Linked DNA regions of Homo sapiens: all the other regions are linked to region 1. A link is a loop called in an ENCODE intact Hi-C map of the cell type or tissue named here. Cell type or tissue: HCT116. All regions are shown on one strand. Each heading gives the region's core, and the rest is flanking DNA. Links, peaks and the distances in the headings are about the cores only.

What was found. Peaks named below come from ENCODE experiments on the same cell type or tissue, not always from the same donor. Only the 100,000 strongest peaks of a DNase experiment are listed, where the experiment ranks them.
Region 2: a loop joins it to region 1, with 7 times the contacts of the local background. A loop is called at or near these places in 54 of 110 quality-filtered maps.
Region 3: a loop joins it to region 1, with 8 times the contacts of the local background. A loop is called at or near these places in 63 of 110 quality-filtered maps.
Region 4: it touches region 1 in a loop (9-fold over the local background); 20 of 110 quality-filtered maps call a loop at or near these places.

Annotation. Positions count from the first base shown.
Region 1 is chr4:173,502,948-173,511,238 of GRCh38, forward strand. It overlaps LOC101928409 (a long non-coding RNA gene), which reads left to right and starts at 5,170. Exons shown (of 2, transcript XR_939467.3): 1 at 5,170-5,665; 2 at 7,385-8,291. It also overlaps a transcript of SCRG1 not described here. In HCT116, for the core only: a CTCF peak has its summit at 3,092 (motif pointing right); a DNase peak (open chromatin) is centred at 3,084.
Region 2 is chr4:174,152,817-174,161,107 of GRCh38, forward strand. All of the region lies in intron 1 of LINC02268 (long intergenic non-protein coding RNA 2268), which reads right to left. Among named protein-coding and RNA genes, the nearest start is that of LINC02268, 63 kb to the right of the region's middle. In HCT116, for the core only: a CTCF peak has its summit at 3,618 (motif pointing left); a DNase peak (open chromatin) is centred at 3,615; H3K27me3 peaks cover 2,030 bases.
Region 3 is chr4:174,115,912-174,124,202 of GRCh38, forward strand. LINC02268 (long intergenic non-protein coding RNA 2268) reads right to left here. Exons shown (of 5, transcript NR_125896.1): 2 at 3,986-4,175. Among named protein-coding and RNA genes, the nearest start is that of LINC02268, 100 kb to the right of the region's middle. In HCT116, for the core only: a CTCF peak has its summit at 4,796 (motif pointing left); a DNase peak (open chromatin) is centred at 4,740; H3K4me3 peaks cover 495 bases; H3K27me3 peaks cover 699 bases.
Region 4 is chr4:174,315,616-174,323,906 of GRCh38, forward strand. It overlaps CEP44 (centrosomal protein 44), which reads left to right. Exons shown (of 12, transcript NM_001040157.3): 10 at 551-675; 11 at 915-952; 12 at 1,720-4,713. The coding sequence ends at 1,768. Among named protein-coding and RNA genes, the nearest start is that of CEP44, 36 kb to the left of the region's middle. In HCT116, for the core only: a CTCF peak has its summit at 3,744 (motif pointing left); a DNase peak (open chromatin) is centred at 3,766.

The sequences.
Region 1 (8,291 bases), core at 2,090-4,589:
AAATAGAAGGGGGGTCTGGTGCACAGTGGGACTCACGAAGAAGGAGTGTGCTCTGAGAGCACCTAGCACCCGTGGACCTCAAACCCTTCTCAGCTCAGGGAGGGGCAGTGGAATTCAAGCTCAGGTGGTTCCCTACCGACCAGGTCCCTGGGTACGTCCCAGGGCTCTGGCACAGCTAGAGCAGGTGTCCACCTCTCGGTTTAGGCCAGCTTGACCCTGTGTCGTTCCCACTCCCAAGCCCCCAGTCATATACATGAGGACTGGCAGCAGGTGGGCAGGAGAAGGTGGTGTTCCAGCTACATCTTGGAGTTTTTGCTTGGGATCCGGCCAGCTTCAGGGACCATCACTTGTGGGGAGGGTTGGACGTGGACTTCCCAGCTGGATGATAATAGAACTGGCTGAAGAGCAGAAGCCAGAACTCAAGGTTCAGACCTTGTCCACCAAAGTCAGAGATTGCAGATCAAAGCTATTCAAAAACTCACTTGTAAGACCAGAGAGAAGGACGTGAAGTTCCCAGAGTCCAGGGTCTTGGGGTGGGGAGGGGAGTGTTGCAAGGGTAAACAGCTGGCCTAGGAAGCTACACCTCGCCATGCATGGTGAGTGTTGAGGGGAGATGGCTTTTCAAGTTTTTAGGAAGAAAATAGAATTTCCGAAGACACAAACACACAGCAATGAGGATATGTGACAAATATCCTTGTTTTGCAAAGGTATAAAGGAGGAAGTCAACATGCTGGAGACCACAAAGTCAGTCCAGAAGCCAAGACCCAACCCAGATGTGCCTGACTCTGAATTGCTTTAAGCACTTGCCACTCAGCCTCTGATAAGCAGCTTAAGTTACATCTTCGCGATGTCCCTAATTCTATGAGTGGTGGATCTGCCCAAACTCCCAACAGCTTTTAGGAGGGTGTCATTTGTAGCAAAGTAGAGACTTACAATAAACCTCCTGCAGGGGAAGAAGCGGGGTGCGTGGGGATAGTAAGTTTTCTTAAATGTGCCAGAAGTGTCTTCTATTTTCTGCCCACCATAAGCACGGTGTAGTCTAATTGTTTCCAGTAATTGCATTCCAGTCCTGCACAACTGCAAACTCTGGAGCACCGAACCCACTCACGAGCACCACTTCCTCCAGCACTCAGTGGATGCCTAAGAGGCGACTGTGACCATGTTCGCTGGTGCAGTCCCCCGCTCTCAGCCTTCACACAAAGTCTGAACTACATTGGTTTTTTTTCATTTGAATCCATTTCTTTTTGGTCTTGGCTTAAGAAATCACTCTGGTCATTAATAACTGTAATAAGATCACTCTGGCCCAAGTCACCAGGGATGGCAAGGAGCCCAGAGGCTTCCCTGCATGCAGCGCAAACGGCGTGCTCCTCCGGTAGCCGTATGGGGGAGGACCTATAAGGTACCTGCCAGCACAGCCTGGGGCCTTTCCTACCCCAACTCGTCACCACCGCTGCCTCCAGCTTTCCCTATCCCAGCCCCAGTGGGTAGAACCAGACAGGAGACTAGACCTCTTTGTCTGCAAATGTGGGACTCCCAGGCAAAAGAAGCTCAGAAATATTGAATAAAGGTATTGGACTCTAGAAACCACGTGGAGAAATCTGGTGTAATGGAGGCAAGCAGTTTTAGCTATGGTTGCTGCAAAATATCAAATGCCCTTCAAATTTTGTGCACAATTATTTTTATTCTCTTTTCTTAATGTTTCTTTTAATTTTTGTCTTGAATTTCTTGATTTTTAGAGTAGTTGCCAGACCACTGGAGTCCCTGCCAGGAGAGGAGATGTCACTGAAAGGTCAACACCATCCTTCTCAGAGGAGGAAAAACTGAGTTCAATTCACATTGGCAGCCTAATTCCAGCCCCATGACCCAGGGGGATCATCCTCTTCCTCTAGGGGTTCCTAAAGTGGAATGTGGTGCCCTAGCCACAGCTAGCAGCAGAAACCATGGCAGAGGATGGTAGAGGAGAGAGAAATGCATGAATGCAGTGCCACTTTCTGAATTTTGTTTTCACTTGTCTGTCAGCCTTGATTGTCACCACTGAATTAGATGATCAATAACTGTAACTGAAGAAGAGAAATCACCATAGTCTCACCTTCTGTCACTGTAATGACTGTAAAATGAATTAGTATAACCTTGTAGGGGTTAAAAACGCCCATTAAATGACCACTCATTTAGCCACCTCCAACTTTAGAATTGCCCCCTTCACCAGAGACAATTAGGGCCTAGATGCCCAAAACCCAGGAAATGCACCTGACACCCCCTAGAACATCATTTCCATGTCCAAAGGGAAAGAGAAGGCTCAACAGGGATGAGTGTGGCTTTCAGGACTCTTTAACAACAATTTATCCTCAATGCCCACCTGGAGTCAGTGCCCTGTAGAGCTGATGGCCCAAAAGGCAGGGATGTGGGGTTCCTCTCCACATCCCTTGCTCGGCCATCAGTATATTGGGACATCAGTACAAGATTCTTGTACTGATTCTTGTACATCAGTACAAGATTCTTCTTGCTCAGCCATCAGTACATTGGGAAAGTGAAGAAAAAGGGAAAGGGGAGAGTAGCTAGACAGCGGAGAAGCTCTGTGCTGGGATTCTGTCTTTGTAGGAGAAAAAATAGGGGGAAATGTCTGCCCAAGCAACTCCCAAACCACAATTGCCTCCTGCCACAGGCCCGAACACTCCTTTCTTGCTTCCTAGGTTTGCCTGTTCTATCTCACTCCTCCTACCTTCTGCAAATTTTTCAAATCCATAATCTAAAGCATTCTCTCTAGAGTGTAAGCAAGCAGTCATCAGACAACCTCTCTAGATGAGAAAGAAGGCGTGAAGCAACGGCTGGGAGGTGGAAGCACAAATAATGATGTTTGGAAGGTGGAGCTCCTGGAGCTTTGCTTTCAAAGGTTAACACGTGGGTTTCCAGAGCTCCACACTTCGTTCTTTCCCAGTTTAAGGGTGGGTGGTCCCTTCTGCTCACGAAATAAACCTCTGACAAGTGGAGAAACGGCTGAGGTGGCACTTGGAAGTTAGGAACCAAGTTAATCCTCTCCTAGGTTTCCCCGTGCTTCTAAGCCTGTGTTGTCCCCGCCCGGGCTGAAGGGGGAGCTCTGGGCTCAATTTAGATGGTGTGAGTAGACACTGAAGCCCAGCGAATTTCAGTTTAAATCTCAAACCCTGGTGTGGTGAGGCAAGAAAGGTGACACTTGAGGGACACATGTATGGTAGGACTCTGGACTCCTCTGGTTGAGTAAGAGAGTCATGGTAACTTTGACTTTCCTGTGGGTATTTTAGAGGAATAGGGACGTAGGCCCTACAGCTTAAAATAGTGCCCAAAGTTTCAATTCCTTAGAAAGGGATTTCCCATCACTTAAATCACCCTCTAGGAGTGTATGCTAGAGGCTCGTGGAGGGCAGTGCAGCCCCGTCTCCCAGGTTACCAGGAGACGGCCCAGGCTGCAGGGCCCCTCAGTGTGCCATCAACTCCTCTCATGCCTGGAACTTGTTTGGGTGCACAGATCTACAGCCAGGTCTGCTCTCTTTGCACCTCAATTTTCTTGTAGGCACAGAGACAGGAAATGCCCTTCTTACAGTTTGTGAAGATTAAACAATAGGCAGCCTGTAAAATGCCTTCGCACTTAATATGCGATCATTAAAATCAGTTCCTTCCCTCCTGTCCTGAGGGTAGGGGCGGGCAGATTTTATTACTTCTCTTTTCCTGATAGCAGAACTGAGGCGGGGTTGTGGAGGAGCGACGGAGGACCACCTCTAACTTCCCTTCACTTCCTGGATTTGAAGCCTCAGGGCCACCGGCCTCAGTCCTGTTACGGTGGCGGACTCGCGAGGTTTTCCAGCAGCTCATTCCGGGACGGCGGTGTCTAGTCCAGTCCAGGGTAACTGGGCTCTCTGAGAGTCCGACCTCCATCGGTCTGGGAGCGAGTGGTTCGAGTTCAGATGCTGGGAACCGTCGCTTCTCCCCGGCCGGGCTCGCTGTTTTCTCCTCCGCTCGCCGTCATCAAGCCCGGCTATGAGCAGGGCTTTAAATCCTCCCTCCCTCACCCGCAGGTTTACCGAGCAGCCCCGGAGCTCTCAGACATGCTGCGCTGCGGCGGCCAGAGGAGGGGTGGGGGCATTGCCCTCTGCAGCCTAGTGCCCAAATTGCCACTCATCCGGTCTGGTGCCATGAAGGGAAGGCCGCGAGATGGTGCTAATTAAGAAGGCCAGACTCTACTCCTTGCACAAGGTCCGGAGCATGGCCCTGTTTTTCTGTTTGTTTGTTTGTTTGTTTGTTTGTTTTAAGACAGAGTCTTGCTCTGTCGCCCAGGCTGGAATGAAGTGTCTCGATGTCGGCTCACTGCAACCTCCGCCTCCCGGGTTCAAGCGATTCTCCTGCTTCAGCCTCCCGAGTAGCTGGGATTACAGGCGCCTGCCACCACGCCCGGCTAATTTTTGTATTTTTAGTAGAGACAGGGTTTCGCCATGTTGGCCAGGCTGGTCTTGAACTCCTGACCTCAGGTGATCCACCTGCCTCGGCCTCCCAAAGTGCCAGGATTACAGGCGTGAGCCTCCCGGCCTGGCCCTGTTCTTTTAAAAATAGCCGATCTAACTTCACACTACTACCAAAAGCCAGATCTGTCCCCAAGCTCTTTCTTCCCACATCTCCCCTACCTGCTTGAAAGGGGGTGTTAAGACCTCCTCCACACCTGAGCGCCCCCACCCTGTGGCCGCCACCACCAGAACCACCATCAACTCTGGAGGCCGATCTGAGGAGAGAAGAGAAGCCAACAACCCCGCAGGATGAGAGAGCAATCTCTTTTGTATCACAGACCCTCCGGAGCAGTTGCGGGAGGGCTGGCTGGGTGCATGGAAGTATTTAGCAGGTTCAGTGCCATTACTGCCTAACAGGGTGTGAAAAGTAATATGAATGTGAAATACTGTGGGAAAACGGAGAGTTTCCAAAGCAGGCAGCGAGGCCCCTCCGCTGGTGGGCCTGGAAGGCCAGAATCCCTGCTGCCCCGAGTGCGGCTCCCGGAGGCGCTGCTACTGGCCGAGGACTGCAGAGGGAATGTCGGGGAGGGGGAGATGGATGGAGGGTGAGATGGGTGGAGGGTGCAGTCCGCCCTGAGAAGAGAGGGAGGGGCAAGCTGGCAGTGCCTGGGAAAAGCCCGAGAAAAGCCCTGTCGGCTCCCTCTTCCTGGCTGCTAAAGTTGACACAAGACGGCTTCTTGGAACTCCCCCTCCTCCCGCCTAAATGTACAGAGCAAGACTTGAAGTCAAAAGATAGATAGCGATCGTGCTGAAAGTCAGGTGGAAAACAAGACTGCTAATTTTATGAAACAACCTATCAACCCACTGGGAAGAGATGACAAGAGGTACATGGGCGCTTCTGCAGGAGGTGGAGGTGGAGGTGAAATGCCGAGGTTCTAGACTGATGTAAATTTCTCCAACTAACTCCAGATCGAGAGCCTACAAATCCGACAAATATGCCCACACTTTGACAGTAACCGCCTCCCAGCACGCCCCACCACCGCCAACACACATGGAGGGGTTTGAACTTTTCCACCTTCCGGACCTCTGCAGTCCGTCGCAGGACGCCCAAACCACAGGCCGGACACAGATGAAGCCAGACCACAGCCCCCGCCCCAGCCACCGCGGTAGGTGGGTGCCCAAGAGACTTCTCAGGTGAGGGCAGGGGCCCCCTGAAAGGCACTAGAGAAGGCCTGCCGCCCGAATCTCCCCAAGTGCAGGGGAGAATTACATTTCCCCACCTCCTACCCAACCTGCCCCGGCCGAGTTATGGACATCGCCGCCTCATTCTAGACTTGAAGGCACTCTGCGGCCACCAAGAGACCACTCCGCATCCTAGGTCGAGCCTGTGGGAGAAGCACTCGGGGCCCGGGAGGCCGAGGTGGGAATGCCTGCTCTTGGGATAAGTGCCGCTACATTTGTTGGGCGGCTTTGTCAGTTTAGAAAGCTTGTCCCTGCACTCTGACAGTTTCTGCTTGCAGGGCCGGGTGCCGAGGCGAGATAGCCAGCTTCCCTGTTTCTTAGAATATTTCCGTAAACCAGACTGCATCCGAGCAGCCGGGTGGTGGTACGGCTGGTAGCAGAAGGTGCAGATGGTGCCAGGTTTGGAAACACACCCCACTGCATATTATTCCACTTCACGAGTACTAAGGAGGAGTCCAGAATTGGTGGCCGTCCTCCCTCTTGTTTTCTCATGCAAATAACTCAACACTCTAATCGTAAATCAAAGCTCCAGGGCCTACTTTTGCGAGGGGCACTGGAGAAAGAAGAGAGGGTTGCGCGCGCGCGTGCGGGAGCTTCGGAAGCTAAATCTCACTCGCGGGGAGGATGGGACGCGTGGGGACTGAAGGCGGCATCTGCCTGAATAAAGCCCTCGCGCGCTCTGAGCCTCCCACTCTGTCCTGGAGGCCTGAACCTCGCGAGTAGAGCCTGGCGCTTTTCCTCCCCGGGAGCACGACGGATAGAATGCGCGGGGTCGAGACGGTGTCGGTAGCGGGGGCCGCAGCGCTTTGCAAAGCCGGCCTCTGCCCCCGGCCTCCTTGGAGGGCGGTAGCGGGACCTGCGCTCGCAGCCTCTCCCCAGGGCTGTGCGCTTCGGCCTGGCGGCTGCCGGGCAAAAACCTCATTTATTTCCTTCCTTCCCGAGTGAGCTCACTTCCTCCCCGCGCCGCTCCCTTCCGTCGGCCGGAACCCGCTCCTGGGCCGCGCGGCTGCAGCCGGGAGCGCGGACTCGGGGTGTCGGGCGGTGTCCGCGCCCCTCCCCACCCCAGGGCCCTTCTCGGGGGAGATATCCAGGAGCTGAAAGAGATTCCTCAGGAGGAAGTGGAAACCTCTGAAAGGAGAGGAAACCGACTCTTTTGCAAGAAAACTGAGCGCCGGCTGGAAGGCAAGGAAGCCGAGGCGGCCGGGGAGATTCACCCACATGCCTGTTGACTCGGGCCCAGTACCTGCGTCTCCTTCCTTCTCTTTCTGGCCCTCATTTCCCCTGCTTCTCACTTTAGTTCACTGCTGTTTTAAAAATTCATATGCGGGCTCATTTAAAAAGCAATTTCACATTTTAAAGACTGCAGCAGCAGAGGGAGAATTACAAATAGGATTGATTTAATTAGCTGGTAATGCTTCTCTCATGCCCTATAATTAAACAGAAATCCTAATGGCGTTTCAGGGCCCAAAAGTGATTATTACTAGCATATTTTACATTTACATTAAAACGCTGTCCCCGGGGTGTAATCCAGGATCTGGCTCCATTTATTCAAATTTCTAACCTGAGTACTGAAGCCAGAATACTGCTCCCCAGCAATGGAAGGATGGCGTGTGGGGGCTGTGGTTTGGTTTGTTTGGCTAATTTTAACTTTTGTTCTGTTCTGTTCCTAAGGCCTAAGGAAAGCAGCCGATGGCTCCCAAGACAACTCTGTCCGGCCAGTACTCCAGGGCAACTTCAACCCCACTAGGACCCAGGCCAAAACCATATATATATATATATATATATAAATTAACGCAAAACAGAGCCACTTTGGTGCCTACCCCTCCACAAGTAGGTAGGCACATCCAGGTAGCTCTGTCAGAAGATGGGACCTGGCGCCTTGCAGGGGTAGCCCTATGGAGATCCAGAAGCCCCGTTTCGAGCTACGAAGTCTCTCTTCTACTGCAGTCTTCTCTCCAACGTGGAGATCTAGCAACTTCCCTCCCCCTGGGATTCCCTGTGAATCCACTCTAGTTGGGATATAGCCTCTCTACAGCTCAGTGACGTAGCGCGCCAAAACCAAGTACCCACCCCGGCAACTGGAAGACCTAGCTGTCCTCCATCCCGCCTCCGCAGTCGATAATCTCCAGGATCCAAGCAAAGTGCCTGTCCACGTTGTCACCAGATCCACAAGCGCTTTTGATGAGAGCTGCTACCCTTTTGGAAACACGATTCCCTCTCCCTAGTAGAGAAGAATCTATTCTTCTGGGCTGGCGTAGACAAAGAATAACCAAGATAAAGTATGTGGTGTGAAAATATCAGCTGCCTCTTCTTTTTTTGTTTTTGAAACGGAGTCTCGCTCTGTCTCCTAGGGTGGAGTGCAGTGGCACTATCTCTGCTCACTGCAACTTCCGCCTCCTGGATTCAAGCGATTCTCCTACCTCAGCCTCTGGAGTAGCTGGGACTATAGGCGCCCGCCACCACGCCCGGCTAATTTTTTGTATATTTAGTAGAGACGGGGTGGGGGGGTGTTTCACCATGTTGGCCAGGCTGGTCACGAACTCCTGACCTCAAATGATCGGCCCACCTCGACCTCCCA
Region 2 (8,291 bases), core at 2,620-5,119, 650 kb after region 1:
GATGTCTTGGCTCTCCTAAAATTTTGAGCATTTCCTGTAGGAAGTCTCTAAGAATAATGTGGCTCAGCCCCAGATAGAGGAGCAACAAGAGGACACCAGGGTGCTGCCAATCCTACTTGTCCATCCTTCTGGTTTTACAGCAAACCTAGCAGGAAGCAGCAATTGGAGCCTGGGAATAATGGGTGAGGGCGTTGATCTTTGGCCACTGAAGACAGCCTGCTTAAAATTGGAGAAAACAAAAACAAAAACAAAAACAGAAGAAAAAAAAACCCCACTGCACTTCTTCCAACATGTAGTTTCAAAATGTAAAAGAATAAAAATTAAGCTTCTTTCCCTTGGAATCTTGAGTTTATCTTTTCATCAGGAAGATATAAATTGTAACCTCCTCTCTTTGCTTAACAAACAGCTAACTATAATACAGAGGGTTTCCCTCCTTAGAGGTAATATGATATTTCCCCCCCTTTCTCACTGTCATTTATACATAGTGGAAGTGTCTTAAAGAATAAGCATGATCATGTAAGATATACATTGTGGTTTGTAAAATATTCAAGTTTTTTTACTTAGTCACCTCTATGCCAGCTTTTAAATATGACTGAAATATGTTCATAAGATTATTTAAACTTTTGTCCTAAAGTTTTGTTCTCCTTATTAATTTATCACATGTGTCCTATGTAATATGATCATCTGTATATGGTATGTAAAAAATATATATATGTTTAGCTCCTACAAAGGTTTTTCTCAGATAAATCCAACTACGAATAAGTAGACACACCCCATCCACATTCAGAAAGTGATTTAAAGCCCAGGAGACCCCATGATGTGGCCATACTTTGAAACAGGGGAGCTACATTCAATTTTTAAGAAACCTAATGAAAAAATTATAAAGTCATGAAAAAAGTTATAAGCACAAATATCAGGGTTTGAGAATGGCAGTTGTATAAGGTCACTCTGGAAAAATTAATATTTTGTCTAAAATAAAGTCCTATATTATTTAAATAGTTATAAATATGTTTATAAGCCAAATTAATTTCAAAATGCTACATTTATAGATATATGATAAGCAAATGAGTAATGAAAATATATTAATATATTAATTATATTAATTAAATATATTATTTAAAATATATATTTCATACATAAATTAAATATAGTACAATATTTATATGTACTACAATTATATATCTACATATAATAATTATGTTATGCATATTACATTGCATATATTTTATATGTAAATGACATATATTTATTCTTTTTAACCATATAGCTTAAACTTTTCTATTTCAACAAAGAAAGCAAAATACGTATTTTATTTCTAGGATTCCATTCAGAAGACATGTGATACACCTCGAAACTGAATTTTTATTTGTTTATTAAAAGCCTGACACATGGATTTTGATATTTTTTATGTCCCTACCCTGTGCTAATGTGATAAATATAATTTCCTTTTTCAAACTACTCATATCTTAAATGCTCTTTTACTACATGTTTGGCCTCAAATTCCTTTTTGAATAAGGTGGAGTACTATAAACAAACAATATTTAATGGCTGTTTTGCTGAATAAAAATATAACAGTTAACAGCTTTCTTCATTAACATGCTCGCCCAGGAGCTGGTTTAACTTTCCATAGCAAGACGTGGTCATCAAAATTCCTATTCCATATTTCCAAATGCTTTTTCTGTCATATTATTTACTGGAATTTAGATTATTATAAGCATACGTTCTATGAGGAAATTTTTTAAACTGATAACACCATAAAAACTACATCACCTGGGAGACTGAAGCTCTGGTTTAGATGAGAAAATTCTTTTCAGATCCACAGTTTCGATTTGCAGCAGGGATGACTCAGCCTCCGATAGCACACTGTGTATCCAATGCCTAGTGATTCAGCTTGGGACAGTTGGGATTATAGAAGAAGGAACAGATTTTCTTATAAAAACAAGTGGTTTTTTTCCTTCTTCATGCCTTACAATCTGTTCAAGAAACAAATATCATTCTTATCTTACCCTTAAGACAAAATTTTTGTCAGCCACAAAAAATCAAGTAAATATTAACCTTAGAATATCTGGAGTACAGTTCATCTAGAGAAAATGATAGATTCATTCTGGACAAGTAGGAAATAAAAGAATAGTAATACATATTTTCTATTGTGTACTTCCAGAGATAAAGTTGATTGATTTTTTTCCCAATTTTTTATTTTGAAAGATGTGAAGAATTATATAATGAACACCAACATATCTTAGGGTCATCCTTTTTTTAACAACTTGCTTCATTTGCTTTTTTCTTTCTTCATCTCTATGTATATTTTTTGTGCTTATTCACTTGAAAGTTAGTTGCAGTCAACATAACATTTTAGCCCCAAATACTTTAGCATATATCACCTTAAGAACAAGAATATTCTCCTATAAAACCATAATATAACATACCCAAGAAACATATTATCTAGTAGACAGTTGTTCCTCAATGCTTTATTGTTTCTGATCCAGGATCCAATAAAAAATTACACAGTGAATTTGGTTGTCTCTTTCGACTCCTTTAATCTGGAATGAGTTTTTAATTTGATACAGTGAAAATGCTTATTTTCAAAATTACTCAGTCTCTAGAGTATCATCAATTAATACTGTCAGCAAATAATCAGGAAGACAATCTTAGAAACCTGGCCAGATACCAAACTTAAAAAAAAAATCTATAATCATTTCACTGGAAAAAAAATTCCTTCCCAATTCAACCCATGTAAACCTCGGCCAGGTAAAGAACAAGAGAAGCAAACTTGAAAGTAACCAGGGGCTTAAACCATACAAACCCCATACATCAAGTTCAGCAGTTTGAATTGAATTGGTGGTCAGCCTACTTTGTGTAGTACAACAAGGTAAATGTGCTGGCAATACAGTAGAGCCAGCCGACAAAATAAATGTTCATTTTGACTGATACTTCACTATTCAAATACTCTGCCCTTCTTTCCCCCTGAAACCCTCAATGCCATTTTATATAAAAATTTAAACATATTCTGACAGTGGTTTTATGGATAATACTAATGAATACTATCATATTAAATTTCTGTTCGTTCTCTGAATACTTCTCTTCCTCCCAGTTTACATTATTTTGGGAAAAGCACATCTTTAATCTTTATTGGCAATAAGCTCGCCTCTTGTTATTCACTTTAGGAGAAAATCCTTATTAGAAATGCAGTGCTAAAAAGGTACCTAAGTCATCAATATTATGGTATTTCATGAATTGAATTTGATGTATCATACACAGATGCTTGCATTAAAGCATACAACTTATTTTGGTTCAATAAAATGTTAATACATTGTTTAGCATTTATAAACAAACGTACCATCTTCAGTGCTAAATACGCAAATGACAAATGTAACAAACATGATGAACTTATTTTCCAAATCCTGCATCATAGGCACATGAAATACTTTGGTTCACCTGAAACATAATCTTTCATCATAAGAAAGGGAATATTATGATGAGAGAGGAGTGATAGAAATGTGGCTGTTTTCCTGTTTTTGATTTTTATGTGAAACTTAAAAGTCAATAAGAGAGAGTGGATTTCAAATGCAAGGTAATGGACAAAGGCAGCAAAGGGGGGTTTCTATTGCCACCTAGTGTCTAACTTTATAAGGGACTTATTTTTGAACATGACAGCAGTCACACAATGTGAAACAGACTCTGAAACGGGAAAGGTAATTACGGCACTTTCCAGCCAAAGAATTTCAGTCTTTTTTTCTTATGGTCAACCTCCTGTCACTGTATAACTGGTCTATATATATAAAAATACCAAAAATTTCACATATTAAAGAGTGATATTTATGAAGATGGTGATTTGTGTATATATCATGATATATACATGTACATTTGAAATTAATTCCATTATTATTTTGGATCAGTATAACTATTTAGAAAGTATAATTCCTGATGAAACAAGAAATAGTTATCTGTCACACTTACTCCATTGATATTTACTTAAAATATTACTACGAAATTTTTTCACTTTTTTTTTTACTTTATGTAAAGCAATCTATTTAGTTTGGCTAACACATTTTATGTCCTCAAGGCTTTTGCCACCTTATAATTAGACTCTAATTTTAGAAATTGAATTGGTTATTGTGTCACTGTATAAACTACTTAATCTCCCTCCCCGCAAAAATGTCCAGCAGTTCACTGAAATAAGAAATCAATGGAGCAGATTTAACTAGCTTCAACTGTGCAATGAAAATATGCTAGTGAAAAGTTACTGGAGATATGCCCCAACATAACTGTAATCTAATGATCCAAATCAATACATATTTGAATAGTCAGTTATTTTTCATCCTTTTCATGTTGTGAGCATAATGCAGTCATGTAGATTATGCTGTCTGAGGAGTGGTTTAGATTGTTTTATTGGTCTGCAACATGATTGCCAAAGTACAACTCCTTTCTTTTATAAATAGATATCTGCGGTTGGCGTAGAGATGTCATCTTCTCCTATAACAGCCTGATAAAGATCAGGTTTTAGTATTTAAGGTTTTGTTTTAAAGTCAAGTTGAAGTTTTTAGGCATTAATTTTATCTGGCATGAGGCGAGCTGGAGTGGTGTATGCAAGTGATAACCACTCTTTCTTTGAAAATAAACTGCACAGTTTGACTTTGGCAGGGTTTCAACGGTGGAAGACTTATCTGCTTGTAAAGTTCTCCCTCACGTACGTGCTTACTCCATTTATTTTTTTACTTAGTGTAATGAGGTCTGTGGAATGGAAAAAAATAGCAACAGGAGAGTTGGAGACTATTTTATAGAGCGAAATACATATGTGTATGAATAATGTTAACTCTGTGAATGAGTAAATTCTCTTTAGTTTTTTCAATCAATCATGCAAAGCGAGAATCAGAGCCTTTAAAAATACAAAAGATGGTATTTATTTTCTTGAGACTAACTTGCAATCATATAAGCCACATATTTTATCATTTTGTATCTTTACATGGAGTGCCTATTCTTGAGGGTGTATTCACAAACTCATATTTGAGTCATTGCTTCTTTGGCCATGTACGTCCATATTGCAAAGGCACTGATTAAAATATGACAATAAAATGGACTAGGTGACTTTTTAATAAGTGCATGTAAATAGTAGCAGAAAAATGAAAAAAAAAGTGTTACTGAAAGATGAAACTGAAGAAAATTTGACCCATGCTAATTCTTCACTCAAAAAGGGGAAAAGAAAATATCTACAAATATGTTCTTAAAGGCAGGAATAAAACATTGCAGCTAGGATTTCCTGGTAATAATTAAGCTTCATAATTATACCTAAAAATTGTATCATCTCAGTTCTATTTAGTAACAAAGCAATTCTTTTCCAAGTTTTTTTCATCAAGCACCCCACCACACACAGATCCCTGCAGTCACTAACTCACCAACATCACCCATATGTCCCCAGTCTCCCAAACCATATAGAAAGCTATTTTCCTTTCATCACCTCTCTCAAAGTCAGCAGTTTTAGGCTTGAAAATCCATACAAGGGACAAGCTCTGTCTTAGTTAGAGTTCTTAAATTACCCTAGACTTGGGAGGCTTAAACAAGAGAAATTCATTTTCTCACAGTTCTGGAGGCTGGAAGTCTGAGACCAGGTTACCAGCATGACTGGGTTGTGGTGAGGGCCCTCATGCAGGTTGTGGATGGTCATATTTCTTGCTGTATCTTCACAGGGTAGAAAGAGAGTGAGAGAGCTCTCGGGTCTCTTTTATAAAGGCACTACCATTCATGACGGATCCACTCTCATGACCTAATGACCTCCCAAAGTCCCCACCTCCTAATACCAGCACATTGGGAGTTAGGATTTCAACACTCGAATTGGGGGCAGGGGGCACTAATGTTAAGTTCATTGCAGGCTGCTGGACAGAGACTTTCCAGGCAAAATAGACCACGATTAGGGACACAAGTGACCATGGAAGGCTGCACGCTTCTTTATGACTGTGGCTATTCTAGTCAGAGAAGGGGACAGAGACTTAAAGAGTATTTGGAACCAGGTGAAAAGGTTCATGCCCAAATTTTATGGTGTCCAGCCATGTGTCATGATAGCAACAAAATTCTCGATATTTCTATGAGCAATATCAGTCGGTCTCTTTTCCACATTGTTAGGAGATCCCAACGGGCCACAGCTATGGAAAAGCAGGGAGAAGGGAGGTCCAGCAATGGTAATTCATGTTTGTTTCCCTTAATTAGGTGGTGGCTTTATATCCCAGTGTCCTGTATTTTAAGGGACATATGTTGGGACTTAATTAATACTGAGGAGGAAAACAATTTTTCAAATCCTTTGTGTACAAAGAGAAATCAAGCAACTTTGGCAAGCTTCAGTAACTATTTCTGGAGACCAGAGTATTAGCAAGTTTATAAAATATTGTGTGCCAGTAGGTTCAAAAGTATTATTAAAATTCTCTGAATTATTGAATTTTGACAAATTCCATGTGTGAAAATATATCAAAAGGTACATATAAGGAAGGTCTCATGTCCTAAAGTTGGAGAAACCGGACAAATGAAAACTTTATAAAAGCAGAAATAATGCAGGATTAAATGCCAATTCACTAAAACAGACCATCTACACTGACAGAGTTCAGAAGGAGGAGAAACGGTGGCGGGAATAGCAGTATGGATGGAAAGGAGTCAGCATCCAGGCTGACCTTGAAGAGACATTGGGACATACACCAGTGGGTGTCAGTAGGAAAGTCAGGACAGGCAGGGGAGCAGCAGGCACAGAGGATGGGGTTCAGAGATGGCCTTGATTCCAGAACTGACCAACTACACCCACCTGTTCCAAAAATAAACACCTAGTGTGTTCTTTCTGTCTGAGAGACACTGTGGGAAGAGGTGTGAGGGAAGAAAATGTTTGAGAAGGAGAATTCATGCTTATGGCTCTCTTCAAAGCACCAGACCCCATGCTAATCACTTTACCCTTGAGTTCCTACTCCAGAAGTCTGTAGTGAAACAAACACAAAGCATACCAATAACTACAGCACTGGGTAAAGGAGGAGAGTTGCTGTATGAGAGTCATAATGTTAGAAAACTCCAAGCACAGAGATGCTCCTCAAGCTAGGAGAAATAAGGAAAACTCAACAGAGGAGGAGGCACGATTGTCAGGACTGAAACTCGTGTGGGATTGAAGACGGAGTGATGTCCCCAAAGAGAGAGATGTCCCAAAAGAGAGAGATAGAGCCAGACTCAATGGGCTTTAAATATAATAGAATGGGCTTAAATGATTTTCTGTGTTCAGTGAGGGGCATTAGAGATGTAAAGCAGTAGAGCAGAGGTATGGAAGTTACGTTTTCTGGATGGTAATTGGGTGCTGAGGAGCAGAATAAATCTGTTGGAGAGCCTTCCTTCAGGCAAACGAGGTGTATTATTCTGTTCTCATGCTGCTAATAAAGACATACTTGAGACTGGGTAATTTTAAAGGAAAGAGGTTTAATGGACTCACAGTTCCACATGGCTGGGGAGGCCTCATAATCATGGCAGAAGGCAAAGGAGAAGCAAAGTCACACCTTACATGGTGGCAGACGAGAGAGCTTGTGCAGGGGAACTCACATCTATAAAACCATTAGGTTTCGTGAGACTTATTCACTACCATGAGAACAGTATGGAGGAAACCACCCCCACGATTCAATTATCTCCACCTGGCCCTGCCTTTGACATGTGGGGATTATTATAATTCAAGGTGGGATTTGGGTGGGCACACAGCCAAACCATATCACCAGGAAAGAAATCTACTGGAGTGAAAGGAAAGATCTGGCCCTGGGTAGTGGCCTAGGAAAGAGCTCCTGCAATGTGATATTAAAAAAGCAGAATTTTGGGCTTGAGTTTCATATAAGGGTCACTAACTAGATTGTAAATTTGGGCAACTCTTTCTTCCTCTTCAACATTTAATCTTTTCATTTGTAAAGAGAGAAATGAAGGACACTTAAGTAGTGAATTCTTCGGGAGATTGATAAATTACATGTGAGTAGTCTCTCTGCCTTTTATTTGTCTCTAGTGTTTTTGATATGAGAAGGTCCACTAATATAAATAGTTCTCTTTTTAATTAGGTTGATGAAAAATATGTGTACAGATATAATCTACTAATCAATCTTTAAATTATTGAACTTTATTAATAGTTGGATAATCTGAGTGCAGCTATCACAAAAGCCTAAAGCTCAAAAGACCTGGAAGATCATCTGGTTTAATTCCAGTTGTAGATTCAGATACTAAAGCCGTTGGAGGGTCAGTTACTAATCAAAGTCACATAAATGCAAATAGCCAATGAAAAAACTTAATTCAAAGTC
Region 3 (8,291 bases), core at 3,380-5,879, 610 kb after region 1:
CATATATATGAACCCAAAGTATTTAGAATTAAGGTCTCTGTAGTAAGACTAACCCATTTAATTTTCTTATTTATGCTATTCATAACTGAAGGAAATTTAAAGAAACTGCTAAATACTGCCCATTAATTTTCTCCTTGCTCAATTTTGATGTAGAAATAATTTCGCTTTTATTTGTTTACCAAGAAGTACCATATTTAGGAACATTTAGCTAGACGTTTCAAAGCTATAAATAAAATTCTAACTTAATTCTGCAAACTGTTTCGTACCCCAATAACTAGAACCATAGAAAATAACTGGCTGGCTGCCAAAAAGTAAGGCGTGGGATAGAAAGCCTTTCTAGTATTCAAGTTTCTGAAATGAGAAATTTAAATGAATGCTCCTTATGATGTCAAGAAATCTCCATCCTGCTTAGTCCAACTCAAATATTTCCAGTTTTCAAGTTAGTATCTCTGTTTAAAATAAGCAAATGTGGATTGGTCTTCAGTGTTTGTCTGGATACTTTCTGGCAGTGGAGAAACGGGCATGCAAGGGTTCCCAGATTCACCCCACAGCCTCGCATTAGAGCAAAGGTGTTAATTTCCCTTGTAATTTTTCCTTCTCAATAACAGCATGCTCAAACCCAAATATTTCTCAGTATATTATTACAATTTTAAAAAATTGCTGGCTTATCCAATTCTGATCTGAAAAACCTTTCTCTAATTAGTGTCTTTGCAAAACTGAACTCAGGCAAATTTTAATCCCTCATTTACTGATTTTATTTTAATACTATTACTCAGCATATGTTGGCTGCATTAAACCATTACAGTAAAAATTAAAATGAAAGTCATATGATTTATTCCCCTTTAAAAGTGCTCAATTGGTCTAGTAAAAGTCAAGTGCCAAATACCAGATGTCGGATTTAAAAGAAATTCTGAACAAGAAGGAAAAAACCCTCCCATTACTCTCTTAAGATATTTAGTTGAAATTAATGCCATCCCAGAAAAAAATAATATTAACATATGAATACATTAGTCTGAATATATTTGATTTAAGAAAGAAGAGATGCAGGGAATAAAAATAAAAATATATTAATATTTATTGATTTAAACCCCGCTTTTGAAAACTACATTTGTATTGCTGTTACACACAATTTTCAAGCCAACTTGATATTTTACAAAGAAAATTAGAGTGGTTGTTTCAATTTAGAATGCAGAAGGTCAGAATAGGAAGACAAGAAATAGTATAGATACTTATATCAAGTTTTTATTACTTTTCCTCCAAACTTTTGTTTCTCCTCACTATTTATCAGCATAATTTTTAACCAAAATCCACTTCCTGGAAAAATAAACTGATGTGCTGAAGTTAATAGAAAGATATGTTCAAAAGAAATAGCCAAATAAAGATAACTACCTTTTCAGTTCTTATCATACTTTCAAGACAGCTATTTCATATTCAACACTCCTAAAACATAGTTATTCCCCAACTCCAGATCTTTGCCTACATTACTTTTTTCTTTCAAAAATTGCTGTTCTCTTTCCAACAGTTAAGACCTACACCTCAAAGATGGTCTAACTATAGCATTTCTTCCATAATTTTTTAAAAATTATTCCTCCCCCACCCACTCTGCCATAACTACAATGCTGCTATAGTGGTCACTGGCTAGCAATTCCCAAAACACTACTGCCTTTCTCCCTGGATGCGGCAAGATTACAGTCCCCGGCTTTCTTTTTTAGTAAGGTATGGCCATGTGAAAGTAGACTGACCAATGGGCTGTCCGCAGAAGTAGTTATACCCTCTGTATGGGTATTTCCTTTCACTGTGCTGGCTGCATTTGATTGGCAGTATGATCGTGGCGGAAGTCCGTGCTGGAGGTGGTAGTTCTGGGGTTCCTGATGGCTCCATGCGGTAGATCCTGCCCTCCTGTTCACCCCAAACCCCAAACCCAGCCCTCCGTCCTATTGAACTTTACATAGCATAAAATATTATACTGTGTTTATCCACTGAGATTTCTCAGTTCCTCAGCAGCTGACAATATCTTAACTAATGTAAGTAAAATTATGATCTCTCAGTTGACAGAATATACATAATATTTTGTGTTTTTCTTGTCACTGCCTATATTCTCCTTATTTGTTAATGATACCTCTTCTGACAAGTTCCTTAAAGTCAGGAACTCCTCTTTTTTTTCAGCTTTTATTCCTTACAGCCTCTGGTAATAAGTAGATGCCTAATGAATTGCTCTTTATCTGTCAATCTGAGTTTATTATGCTACCCAAAACTAACAGTCTCTTGGTTCATTCATTTATTATTTTATTCATTTATTTATCCAAAATATCTGTTGCATCTTTGCCATTTGTCAGTGCATTAGACACCTTTGGGATATCTTCCCAGCTCACATTAACTCCCCATTCGTAAGGGGTGACCTTCGACAATAGTCTCAGTGCCTAAGCTTGTGGCTGACTTGACCAGAGTACATTATCTCACTCAAGCTGGGCCAGTTAGATCCGGTCCCCAGGCAAGTTGCTAGGAAATAGCTAGTTCATCCTAGCTCATGACTGAAATTGTACTCTACCTACTTGAAAGCATTGGCAGCTATGTAATGCCACATTGACCTAAGAAGCCCAAAAAAGTATAGAGCAAAGAGGAAAAATAAAATAAGCACCCCCAAAACGTAAAACCCTGAAGCCTCTCCATGGCCTGTCTGCAATTATTTCCTTAGACCAGCCTGAATTCTACCACTGTGCTCTATAGCTTAACTATACATTACCTGTTTTGTATAAGCTATGTCAGGATGGCTCCTGTTACTTGCAACTAATAAAATTTTAATTAATAAAACAAGACATTTTGCTTTTCCCAGGGATACAATGATGAACAAGAGATATATAGCTCTTACTCTTATAGTAAAACCAGTAGGTGGCAATTCAGTAACTTTGCAAGGGAAAAAAATGAACTTATTTTTCAACCCTCTCAGATGCTGATTTTCCTTCCTTTTGAAGAAAAAGATTTGGGGGTGATTTTCATTTGTGCTACACATGAAACAAGAGTTTTATTATTCATGATAATATCACTTTCTCCTCTCCTAATGTTTTTTCTCTTGTTATTTTGCGATTCCAAAGTGTAACAAAAATTGTAAATTTAAACATCGGAAAAAGAAGTCAAATACATCTGTGTTGAAAAGAGAAAGGTGGGAAACTTTGAATTGGGGTGATGGTAATGGCGATGTGACAAAGTGGAAAGATATAAAACATTAGTGAGATGAAAGACGCGGAACTTAGGAACTAACTACACACAAGAACAACAGAGGGGAGAACCAAGATGGCTGTGTTTCAAGCATGAGTCACTAGGAAAATGGCGCAAGACCAGGATGCTGGTTAAAGGGAAAAAAATGACACATGGCATATTGCTGCATTTCAGAAAGTCTCCATTCTCAGGGTACATCAAGATATTTTGGAGATCTTTGAAAAGATACAATTGCCCCTCCTTCAGCCCCAGAGATGATGAATCCATTGGTCAGGAGTGATTCTGTGTATTAGTGTTTTTAAAAACCCATGTTGATGGGATTGAGAACAAAATTCATTTGAAGTGTCTGGCTCTTCCACAAAAGTATTTGCTTGTTTACTTTCTAAAAGATGTTTCTTAGTAGACTCTGGGGACTTCAAAAGTGTGGAGGGAGGAAGAGGGCAAGGGTTGCAAAACTTCCTTTGGGTACTATGTTCACTATTTGGGTGATGGGTTCAATGTCAGAAACCTGCATGTGTAGCCCCTGAATCTAAAATTTTAAAAGAAAAATAAATCAATTTAAAACTAAAAATTTTTTTTTATTTAAAATAGTAAAACACTGTACAGAAAACTTGAAAACCATGCCACTTAGTAATATGGAGTTGAAAATTAAGGCAGAAGATAAGAGGAGGAATGAAAAAATGAAAACAAAGCAAAATACCTATTAAGTAATACAGAGGATGGAAAGGAAAGGGTATATTCTGTAAGTCCTGCAGTTTCTTTTCCTTACCTCAGATACTGAAGCTTCTAACAGAAAATCCAGAAGACTCTGGGAAGTAGGTGAGGTTTGACTTCAATTCCTCTTCTTGCTGAATTCCCAATCTTTCCGTGCCTCTCACACCACACTCAGTAATTGCCTGTTGCTTTTACTTACACAGACACTCCTAATCACTGACTTCAGCTTTTCTCTTCATTGCTTTCTGGGATGGAAAAGAAGGAATAGTTAGCTAGGGAATTATCCAAAGCATCGTTAATAATTACCTACAAAACAATTCGCTTCTATAGCTACTGAATGAATGAATAAGTTGCTACATAAGAATCAACTACAATTCTTTCCTTTTTCTCCTCTTCAAAAGGAAAAAAGAGAAGAGGCATTATCTACTATTTATTAAACTGAACTTAAACAAGAGATGAAACCTAACGCAGCTTCTCCTCCCTTACAGAATAGGTAAAACAGATATGAATCAGTGAAGCAGAAACCATGTAATAGAAAAAGTGGAATATAATGAATTTGGATTTGATGATGTTTTACAAGCAGATATCGCAAGTCAAATTTCACAGCAGTAAAAACAACAGAAGTCCACAAAGGATAGATGAAAACATGTCTCTCTCCTGTCTCTCTCCAATCTCTGTGTGTGTGTGAGAGAGTGTGTGCGCGGGCGTGTGCGTGTGTGTGCGCGTGTGTGTGTGCGCGTGCGTGCGTGTGTGTGCGTGCGTGCGTGTGTGTGTGTGGTGTAGGGAGAGGGATAGATTCCTTTTCAAAAAGTGTCCAGAGGGGGAAAAAAAATGCATCATGCCACCTAGTGGCGGAAATTAAGTTGATTCCTTTTAACTCGACAAAGCGACTTTGCCTTTCTTTAGAAAATCAGATGAATTCATTAACATAGTGGAATCTTGATTTGGCAAACTACACAGTAGTTAAAATGTAAATACCAGGTCTATGTTTTAATTTTTCATCCACCAATGGCATTAAGAAATATGATGAACTTTAAAGAGCCCTGAAGTCAGAAGCAGGATATCTTTCCTTCTCTTTCGACCAGGTCACTTAACCACCCTGGAGCTCAGTTTCCTCCATAAAGGGCCAGAATAGATGAACTCTTAGCTCTTCAATTCCATGTTTCAAAGTATGCAATAGACCACATAATCAGGGTACTCTTATCTAATGCAGTTCCTTGTGACAAAGTCAGGCCACCATCTTCACTGATTAAACGCCGGATGACACAACATGCCTTCTACACTTTCAGCCTCATTCCAGTCACATTTTACAGAGTCCGTGCTTCATTGCAAGCCTTTCTTTATTACTGCTTTGCATTATTGGATGTCTGCTGCTGAGAGTCCCTAGATTACAATTCTTAACTTCTGTGAACTGCAGTGGTGCATATTTGTGATGTATTTTTCTAACTTACGTGAATGTCCACAAATTCCCCTTTGAAATCAAGTAAAGTATTCCTCCAAGAGAAAAAGAAATAGTTTGGAATTATGTAGCAATATTTTTCAGACATTGTGAAGTATAATTGCCCCTTTCTCCCACTCTCACTAATAATATACATCCATAATGATATACATCTGTGAATCAGATTTAGAAAGGGCATTAAAAGCAACAATTAATCTGGGCTATCCAGAATACATAATCTCCTACTAACTAATCTGTCCTTGTAACTTAGCGACTAAAGTGTGAACATTTTGTTTTAATTCAAAAAGAAATAAAATTTTCTTAAAATATAAGATTTTCTTTTTTATTTATTTTATTTTATGTATTTATTTATTTACTTTTTGAGATGGAGTCTCACACTGTTGCCTAGGCTGGAGTGCAATGGTGCAGTCTTGGCTCACTTCCACCTCTGCCTCCTGGCTTCAAGTGATTCCCCTGCCTCAGCCTCCCGAGTGGCTGGAATTACAGGTGCCCACCACCACGCCCGGCTAATTTTTTGTATTTTTAGTGGAGACTGGGTTTCACCATGTTGGCCAGGCTGGTCTCGAACTCCTGACCTCGTGATCCACCCACCTCGGCCTCCAAAAGTGCTGGGATTACAGGTGTAAGCCACCGTGCCCAGCCATAATATTTTCATTATTCCAAATGTGATGGAAAACCCATAACACTTAGCTGATGCAAATTGTTTAAAAAGTATCAGATACATAGATGAAAAGTCTTTTTAGTCAGATATTTGACTTTCTCTGCAGCAAAGCCTTGCCCCTCACCCTCAGCCCCAGCCAGCTGAGGGAAGAGTAATTAGCTCTCCAAAGAGAATAAGTGGTTAATGCAAGAACATGTTTATTTGCTCTAAGAAGACTGTCTTAAGGTTATATTCTCTACCCAGATTGCATCTTCACTGTTGACAACACAGTGTGTCACAGATGAAATTATGCTTGGGGTAAAATTAGTATTTCCTTCTCCAAACTGGAGATTAGAAAATAAATGGGTCAAGCATAGGAATGGGATAGTACACACATTAGCATTCTATGAACACACAGAGGGACTGGCAATTAGATTCATGGTAAATATTGCTGACATTCCCCTGATGCAAACTCACAAATATAAGAGAGAGAATTTTCTAGAACATGCTTATCAATGTATTTGTTTCTTTGTTCAACTCCCTTCTTAACATTGTCCAGACATCCTTTAAGCCTCCAACCTCCCCCAAAGACATGCATACAAACATATCCAAACACTTCATTTTTTCACGCAGTACCTTATAACACCTCTATTTAAGCCTTTAAATGATATGTTTACTTGTCTTTCTATCTCACTAGACTGTTAATTACAGCAGGCAGGGACCTTTTCTTTGTTAAACTTAGGACTTACTACTATGACTAGCATATAGTAGGCACTTTAACACCCTTGATTGAACTGAATGTACTGTGTTAATTTAAACAGTGCATTATTAATACTGGGACCAGATGAGTCTATCTTCCTCCTATGTCTCATTGCTAAGGAGCTGTGGATTCTCAATAGTAGAGTGTCACAAAGGGAGCAGCCTCTACTTCATTTGGAACTATTACAAAACATTGCTTTCCTCATGCTTTTTTTAGAGTATGGACAACAAAATTCTTTTCATACTGTTATGAAACACTTCTGATAGCTGGGCAACAGCTAGGAAGTCTCTTCAGTGAGGCCAGAGGCAAGAATCAGAGGATGTTATTCCCTTCATTTCCAGCGTATTATGTGGCAGGACAAAATTTTAAATTTCCTTCAAACACTTCATTCCTTCCCTTCTTCACCCATAGTAAGGAAGAACTTTTAGCATAATGACACACTGAAGTTAAACAATTAGACATGGTAAAATTTAGAGAAAGATGTTTGTTTCATTGTCATTGATATTTTTACTGTTCGAATAGTTCACTCTGGAAAAATCTCCAAAGACAACCTGAGCTTGTTCCTAGGATGAATTTATCTATTCCTATAAATGGAGCCAAGAATAAAAGTCTCAGAGCCTTTGACCTTAGCATGTTACTAAACAGAAGCCAGGACCTTGGAGCAAGGGATGGAGTAGGCAGATGGGTAGAAAAAAACAGGAGAATGGCCCCTTGACTTCTGTTTGAAGTGAACTCTCTGAACTAAAAGGTGCTGTGATGGAAAAACACTTGGCAGCACTTTCCAGATTCTATGCATCTTTATAATAAGCAAACATTAAGATTATTTTTCAGTAAAATCATCTTTCTGATAATGGTCTATATCCACATATCCTTCCAGATGTTGGAGGAAATAATGAAGTGATTACAGTCACTGGATTTCTAGACAAAGCTGAATGAACAGCAATCTTGGGGGGTGGTGTTTATTAAGGCATCAGCAAGTTTAATATGGAAGGAAGGGAGCCATTTCACACTTTTCTATCCAACTAGTAGCTAGCTTGTCTGACATTAGGTTGCTTGTGGATGCATTGCTTTGTCAAATATTTTTAGAACTTTAAAGGAAAGAGCACTTGTTGATTCCTCAATTGGATTGTCCACAGCTTGAAGACAAGCCGAAGACATGGTGATATTTATTGTTTCCTTCTATCTCCTCTGCAATCTTAACCTTCCACTGTCATCCACAGATAGTATTTCTCCCCAAAACAAATTGTACATGTGGATAAACTCTTGAGTTTGTTGTGCACAGAATGATGCTAATACTGGAAGGAGTTTAAAGAGTGCAGCAGGGTGGTAGAAAATATAACTGTCATGATGAAATGTGGAGGTAATTAAGGCAAGTGTAAAGAATTACAATTTTGTGCCTGATGATTTTTAAATAATAATAATAGTCACTATTTACCGAGCATTGATCAGGTGCAAATTACCATGCTAGATCATTTTCATATGTCACCTAATTTCATTCTCAC
Region 4 (8,291 bases), core at 2,516-5,015, 810 kb after region 1:
TAATTATTTAATGTAAATATCACCATTTTAAGAAAAGAATACGGTGAAACCCTGTCTCTACTAAAAATACAAAAAATTAGCCGGGCGTGGTAGCTGGCGCCTGTAGTCCCAGCTACTCGGGAGGCTGAGGCAGGAGAATGGCGTGAACCCGGGAGGCGGAGCTTGCAGTGAGCCGAGATCGCGCCACTGCACTCCTGCCTGGGCGACAGAGCGAGACTCCGTCTCAAAAAAAAAAAAAAAAAAAGAAAAGAATATACATGATTGATTCAATAGGTTATATTTTAAAATAAATTATTAACTTACCTGTTTATTCAAACTGATTGCTATCATGATAATAATACTGCCTTTTGTAATTTTTATTGGGCAATTTTTAACATCTAGATCTCCATATGAAAGCTGTTACCTTAAGAGTACTAAAAACTCTTTGATCTATGCGGATAGCCATTTTTAATTAAAATAGTATGTTTTTCTTCCATCTGTAAATAATATTTTTAGATATTTGACTCTTCTGTGAAAGGAAAAGGTAATCTAAAACTTAATTTCTTCACAGACAGAAAAAGCGAAGTAGAGAGGCCAGCAAGTATTCCTCTGTCCTCTGGCTATAGTACAGCATCATCAGATTCAACTCCCAGAGCCTCTACTGTTAATTACTGTGGTTTGAATGAGATTTCAGAGGTAAGAAAATGCTTAGATTATTTCCTTTCTAAATGAGGAAAACAAGCAAGCATTAGCTTTTGTTGTAAATATTGCTAGCAAGAAAAATAGCAAACGCGAATCTTAGTCTCTCAAAATTCTTTCATAAGTAAACAGTACTTAATGCAATGTTTCAAACTGTGTTTTGTACATTCTCGGTCCATCTTTGATGATGGTTTACTTTGAGAAATCATCTAAATTTGTTGCTTTTTAAATTAAAGGAAACAACAATCCAGAAAATGGAAAGGATGAAAAAAATGTAAGTAACAGAAAGGGGCAACAGAAATTCATTTCTCTATAGGGAATTGTATTGGATTACAGTATATATAGAATGTGCATGTGTGTTTCAAACCTTAAAGGTCTCTCAATCAGGTGTGGAATTTCCTTCAGGACTCCACTGGATAATAAATCCACCTACAGTTATGTGTTTGTGAGATGAGTCACTGTTTTAGTTTCCAACAAGCGATTTAAAACTTGTTGGAATTGTTAATGGAATTAACTGCAGAGAGAATACAAAGATATTTTTGGTTGGTAACTAATCAAGAGTATTATCTATTTTTGATAACTGATTTATCAAAATATTAAATAATATATATAGATGGATGGTTTGGAGACATTTTCAGTGTTGTGAAAATATCACTGGTGTTTTTCGGCAAGTTATTGATGAGATACTAAAAATGATGTTTTTGTCTAGTACAAATGGTGTGATTTTTCTAAAGAGCAGTTCAAAGGAAATATGAAATGAAATTGCATATAAGATGATTATGCAGCCTACTACTATAGAAAATTATAATATTATTTAGAAATGCAAAAAGTACTTAACTTACACTTCAAGAATATGACTCATAATCGACTCCTCTTTGTCTTCCCTCTGGTCATACTTAAGTTTATTCATAGTAACTGTACTTATAGATAAGAAAAATATTCAAATTTATTTTAGGCTAAAAAGCATAATTTCAACAACTAAAATGCTATGCTTTATTATGAATTATTGATTTACTTAATATATTATTTATTATATTTCAGGTTTGAAGAAACTGCAGAGTTACTGAAATGTCCAAATCACTACTTGTAGGATTTTCTACATGAACTTTTTTCTAGGACTTTGGTTACTATACATATTGTATATTTTAAGAATTCTTTATACAATTTTAATATACTGCAATACTGCAGTTTTTGACAATTTGGATTCCATTTGGTATATGAATTTTTGCATTCATTATTGAATAACTCTTTTAATATTTTTGAGCAATGATTATACTGCTTTACCTTGTGTCACTTTTTTTTTTTTTAGGAAAAACTCATGTTCCAGTATATTTCTCTTACAGAGTGAAGTCATTACAGCACTGTATTTCTGTGTTGACATTTGTTGGCAGTGTGCTAAGTAATGTTTTTTAAAGCACAGGCTTGAGGACTATGGTTTACATCCTGTTGGAAACATTCCAAATGGGACTTGTGTATTATACCCAGGAGGCTCTCATATATACCATCTTGGCATCTGTACTGATGAATAAGTTATAATGAACAGTTAAAAATGCTCATTGAAAATTAAATAAAACAAAAAGGCAGTTATTTCATGCTTGGTCAAAAACATCAATACCTTTCCAATTAACACTGAGAAATTAAGGTTAAGATTCTCCTTTTGTACTGGGAAACAGGCTGGAGGACTATGGTCCTCAAGTTTAGACCAAGAGGACTATGGTCTCAAGGTTCACCATGAGAAATGTGTTGAACATTTTAGTATGCTCTATTGTATAATTTTTTTGGAGGGGGGGATGGAGTTTCGCTGTTGTTGCCCAGGCTGGAGTGCAATAGCACGATCTTGGCTCACCGCAACCTCTGCCTACCGGGTTCAAGTGATTCTTGTGCCTCAGCCTCCTGAGTAGCTGGGATTATAGGCATGCACCACCATGCCCAGCTAATTTTGTATTTTTATTAGAGACAGGGTTTCTCCGTGTTGGTCAGGCTGGTCTCAAACTCCTGACCTCAGGTGATCTGCCTGTCTTGGCCTCCGGCGTAACACTTTTTAAGACCAGTGTAACAGAAAGAGAATGTAGCCATTCTAGCCACCGTTAAAAGATACACAGTGAGGTGTTGTGTTTTGTTTTTTTAATGATGAAAAGTTACACATTTTTTGGAGAGAAAAGTCTTAGCTGAAGGTAAATCAATGGAAAAATGAAATTTATTTTTAATATTACTACTATATGAATTATCTTTTTTTAAACTTGTAGATAAAAGTGTTCCAGTAATCAGAAAATCCTCAAGAAAATTGACTTCATTATTTGGAAGGAAAATTAGTATTTTTTTTAATATTATATGGACCATCTGATTATATTTTATTTATTCATCTATTTATGGTATGTATGTATAATTCTATATTACACTGTCAAATATAAAATATTGTTATATGAGTAGAAATCACTTAAATTTTTTTTGTGTTTGTGAATTTGAAACAGTGTAAGAAATCACTTTTAAGAAAACATTTTTAGAATTCCTTTGTTTTTTTTTTTTTTCTTTTTGAAACAGGGTCTCACTCTATTGCCCAGGCTGGAGTGCACTGGCGTGATCTCGGCTCACTGCACCTTCTGCCTACCGAGTTCAAGCGATTCTTGTGCTTCAGCCTCCTGAGTAGCTGGGACTATAGGCCTGTACCGTCATGCCTGGCTAATTTTTGTATTTTTGTAGAGACAGGGTTTCACCATGTTGCCCAGTCTGTTCTCAAACTCGTGAGCTAAAGCTACTCGCCCACCTGGATGTCCCAAAGTGCTAGATTCCATGGGTGAGTCACCATGCTTGGCCACATTTTTAGTATTCTAATAAACAGTTGGTCATCAGAACTTTAAAATGGTAGCCTACAGAAACATACAATTTTGAATTTAACAGAGTTTCAGTAAATATTTCCAGAATTAATGAAGCATGTTAGCTTTAATTTTTTCAATTGTGAGAGAAGTACATTTATAAAAATTAAGAGGTTAAGAGGTTATAGTTATAAGGGAAAAAACTTCTGTATCGATTAACTCCTAAAATATCAGTACCAGCATGGAATTATAGCACCACCTTGTGGTTAACATGCCAGTATTTTACCTTTTGTTAAAACAAGTGATTTCCCATCAAACAGGATAATATTTTTTCCCTTTTGAAAAATTCAATTTTAAAAAGAAACATTTTTGAAGTTTTCTTATGGAAGATAGAAAAAAAGTTAAGTCTCTTTCTACCCTTTCTTTTTTTCTTTATATAGTGCAGATATACACACAGAGAAGGGACTTAAAACATTTCTAATCTCCTAGTTTATATACAGTGTGCAAAATATAAGTAAGTATATATTGAAAATATAAAATATTTCATATATGTTATCAGGTGGAAATTTAGAATCCAAATTTTCTTAAACTTTAATAACTTGTCTAACAACTCTCTAATAGGGACTAAAAATCAACTCAATATATCATACATTTACACTTACAAAGAGTCTTTATCTAGACAACATAATTTTTGGAAAAATAAAGCAAATTCAACTTTATTGGAGTTATTGGACAGATCAGCAAATTGTTATTTTAAAAAGTTTTCTTGTTTAGGCAATTTGGTAAGTGGTTTCTAGTTATAAACTAGCCACTGTTGATTAACTTGAGAAGGTGAAGCAGGGGAGTTCTGAAGAGATTACCTAGAGCTACATAACCCTAAGTTAAGTAAAATTTTCACTTTCATTCTTTTCATTCTCTCATAAACTGGTTGAAAAAACACTGTACTACCAACAAAGGTGTCAGTTGCTTGTGCTGCCCTGTCTATGTTATGCTCTGAATAGGTCTCGGTAAAGATTATATGGAAATACTATAAAGAATACATAAGGTAAAATACTAGTCAGAAAGGGTTCAGAAGAAGTTAGCATCAACTGTATGAAAATTCTAGGTAAAGCTAAGTACTATTGAGTTGGAAAAAAGTAATTCTATCATGTTTGCTTGTTTTCCTCTACTGTTTTTAATGTGATGTTGTAATATATTTTAAAAATAAAACTTGAAAACGTTGGGACTTTGTTTCATGCCATTCATTACTCATAACTTTATATAATTGATACACTCTTCAGGAAGCATAAAAATTAATATAACCTTCTCAATTTTATAAACTACAACACTTTTTGAGCTCAAATAACATTGTAACTTTGATTTTTACTTTTTAACAGTCCCCAGGTTTGTCTCCTTTCTTTGAAACTGAAGGCATCAAACTGATCAGCGTGGAAGGAAGTGATGTTTATCTTAAGTCCTAAAGAGTGAACAGAATATAGCCAGGGAAGATGGTTTACGCAAAAGGACTAGCATAAACAAAGGCTTGAAAGGAAGAGCATTTGAAAGAAATTCACTAGGGCTAGCATACTGAGTGTGCTCTGTGTGTGTGTGTGTGTGTATGTGTGTGTGTGTGGCTAGAGGTCAGTTGACACAGGCCCAAGGGGCAGCTTGTATCTTATTTACTGAACCATTTAAGCAGCAGAATATGATAACCAGATCTGAGTTTTTGAAGGATTTATTTTACCGCTTTAATATGGAGAATGGGTAAGGGGGCAAAACTAGAGGCAGAGAAATCAGTGGGAGACTATTACAGTAATCGAAGAAACATAGTAAGAGTGACTTGAATTATGATGACAGTGGAGATGGAGGGAAATAATGGGATTTGGAGCAAATGTAGTACTTCCAGTTTAAGGACTATCTTCAATCTAGTATCTGGACTGAGAGATAGCAAAAAGATACTACACTAGTGTTTAATCTGTTATCTTGCCTAATTGGTTCCGTCTGGAATCTTGTTAGAAGTGCAAAATCTCAAGCCCTGCTCTTGACCTACTTACTACATTAGATTCTTCATTACACAAAGAACCCAAAGACATTTGTAGGTACTTTAAGTTCAAGAAATATTAGTTTACATTCACATACTTCTTGTTTTATTATCATAACTAACATTTGAATCTAAGCCTTCAAATTCAGATTCTCCGGAATTGCTTTTATCTAAATATATACAGCTTCTTGCAATTCACATTTAGTATCTTGGCCTCCTTAGCACCTTTGGTTAGCGTTTTAGGGTTTTGAGTGCATTTAGTTAAATGATTTTTTTTCCTCAGTCAAATAATATATAAATAGGAATTAAAACATCCTTTCTTCAAAATTAGGTGTAAGCTTTGTACAAATAACTTGTTTGGTCCTCATCAATAATGATTCTTTACTAAGCATGCACAATTCATACCATTAGCCTCCATCTTTGAAATATCTGTGTTTATGTTGAAAAATTTCCTAGTTTTTTACTTTTAATTATGTTGCCCAAAGTACAACAGGCAATATTCTGCATACATATTTGTTTTTCTCTATTATGTCATAGGGTGACTTTTCTGAAGATATGGAAAGCAATTATTAGAGATCCATGTTTCACATTTAATTTAAAATTCAGTATTATATGGTCTTACAAACTTTTTCTGAAAATCATTTGTCAAGGAAATCTCATTTGAGTAGTAAAATGAAGTAAATGAAGGAGTAAAAAAAGCATCTTAAGTTTAAGAAAATACAATATTTAGAAAGCAGTTTCCATAGATGAATTAGGTGCAAAGAGAGCGAGAGGAGAGGAAAACAGAAACCACTAGGAGTTCTTAAACTTTACCCAATCAATATGTATCTTGCTTCAGATTTGCCATCTTCTGTTTAAGTAAGCTTTGATTTACTGGGTAAGAATCTGATTATTGTTTTTAAATTCTGATCATTGTTTGTTGATATTCACACTAGGACATTTAAAACAACACCACAGCTGAGGACTTTTAAATGAAGATCAGTAACAAACATCAAAATGTTTAAAATTTATTTATTTTTTCACACTGCCATGAGAAAGTAGAAAAATGTTTAAAGTTTAAAAGCATTTCAGTATTCCAATTATCCTCTCAATTTCGCACCATTTTTTAAAATCATCATTCTCTTCCACCTTCACTTTTTATATACTATGCTTTTCCACTTTCTGAATGTGCTGGGCTTTCCATGACTTTACAAATGCTCTTCCATCACCTAAAATGTTCATTTGTTCTCCACTCTTCATTTCCTATCCTCTGCACCACATTGGCTGGTAGAATTCTACTCATCATAGGGGCTTCAGATTAAACATAACTCCCTCCAAATAATGCCCCCTAGGTCCCTAGAATAGTTTAGATTCCCTGTTTATGCTATGAAAAGCACCCTGTAATTTTTCTTCATTTCGGTTTGTACATTATAAACCTACTATTTGCAATTGTTGCTCAAGGTTGTCCTCCCTGCGAAACTATGAGTGTTATGTGAAAAGAGATCCTGAATTTTGTTTACTGATGTATTCTCCATGCTTAGCACAATGCTTGGTACATAGGACATTCTCATTTTATTTTGTGGCTTGACAAACAATTAAGATGTCCTCCCATCCCCCATATTATGATAGAATTCAAATTTTGTAAGCAACTGTTAGCTGATTTTTAAATTCAATATCTGAAATTAATTTCATTTTAATGTCAACTTTATTGTTATACTACATTTCTGTATTTGGTCACATATTTAAATGTAGAATATAGTATGTAGCATTAATGCCCAAGTTGGTAACTTTTAAAATAGTTTCTCCATACTTTAAGCACTGATATTTTTGAGCCTAAATGTGAGATTTTCCTAATAAAAAGGTGAGGAAATTTAATGATATTTTTGAAAAGTTACTCAAAAAAGTACACAGGTCTCATTTAAAGCACTAAAAGGCAGCAAATTTTTAGAGAAAATGATATTTCTGTTTGCGGCAATATGGCATACAAGGTATTAAAAAATATAAAAAACTCCTGCAACAAATCATCAAACATTCTTGAAAAAAATATAATAAATATTTATCACAGATATCACAGGAAATTAAAAGAAATCCCTAAAGGCCAAAAGAAGAGGAAGCAGAAATTCAGAGTATTATGCTTGCCTGAAGCAGCAGCTGCCCTGAGAGATTGTTGATATTAGAAACTAAGGCCTTGAGAGGTTTTCCCCCCTCATGTTTCTGCATCAGCGTTTATTGTGTTATAATTTACATACGATAAAATTCACCAATTTCAGTCATACATTCATATAGCCACCACCATATTTAAGATATAGAACATGCCTCTTTGCAGTCATTCCTCTGATACCAAACCAGGCACATTCTGCCCATCCTGCAGTAAGCCAATCACTGAGACAATGAGTTTTGCAGTGGAGAAAAGATTTTATTCATGAGGCAGCCAAGTGAGGAGGTGGGATAACACCCCTCAAATTCTCCTCCTTGAAGTTGGGGCATTAGGGATATTTGTGGGATAAAGGAGCAAGGCAGTCCAATGCATGGAAAAAGTTAATTGGTGGTAAGGAAAAGTGAGGTAATTGCTGATCTGTGCGAGTGCAGTTAAGCTTCATGGCTTTTCATAGGATCCACGTTCGCAAGATGGTGTCGTTGGCACAATCTGAGGGTGGAGTTTTTGGCCTTCTGATGTCAAAAGGGCACTCATTGGGCATTCATACAGGCCATTGGAGGCTCAGTGGAGTCAGCTTGAACTGGACAAGAGCTGATCCTAATTTCCTGAAAAACAAGCAACTATTAATTACTATGGTGACCTG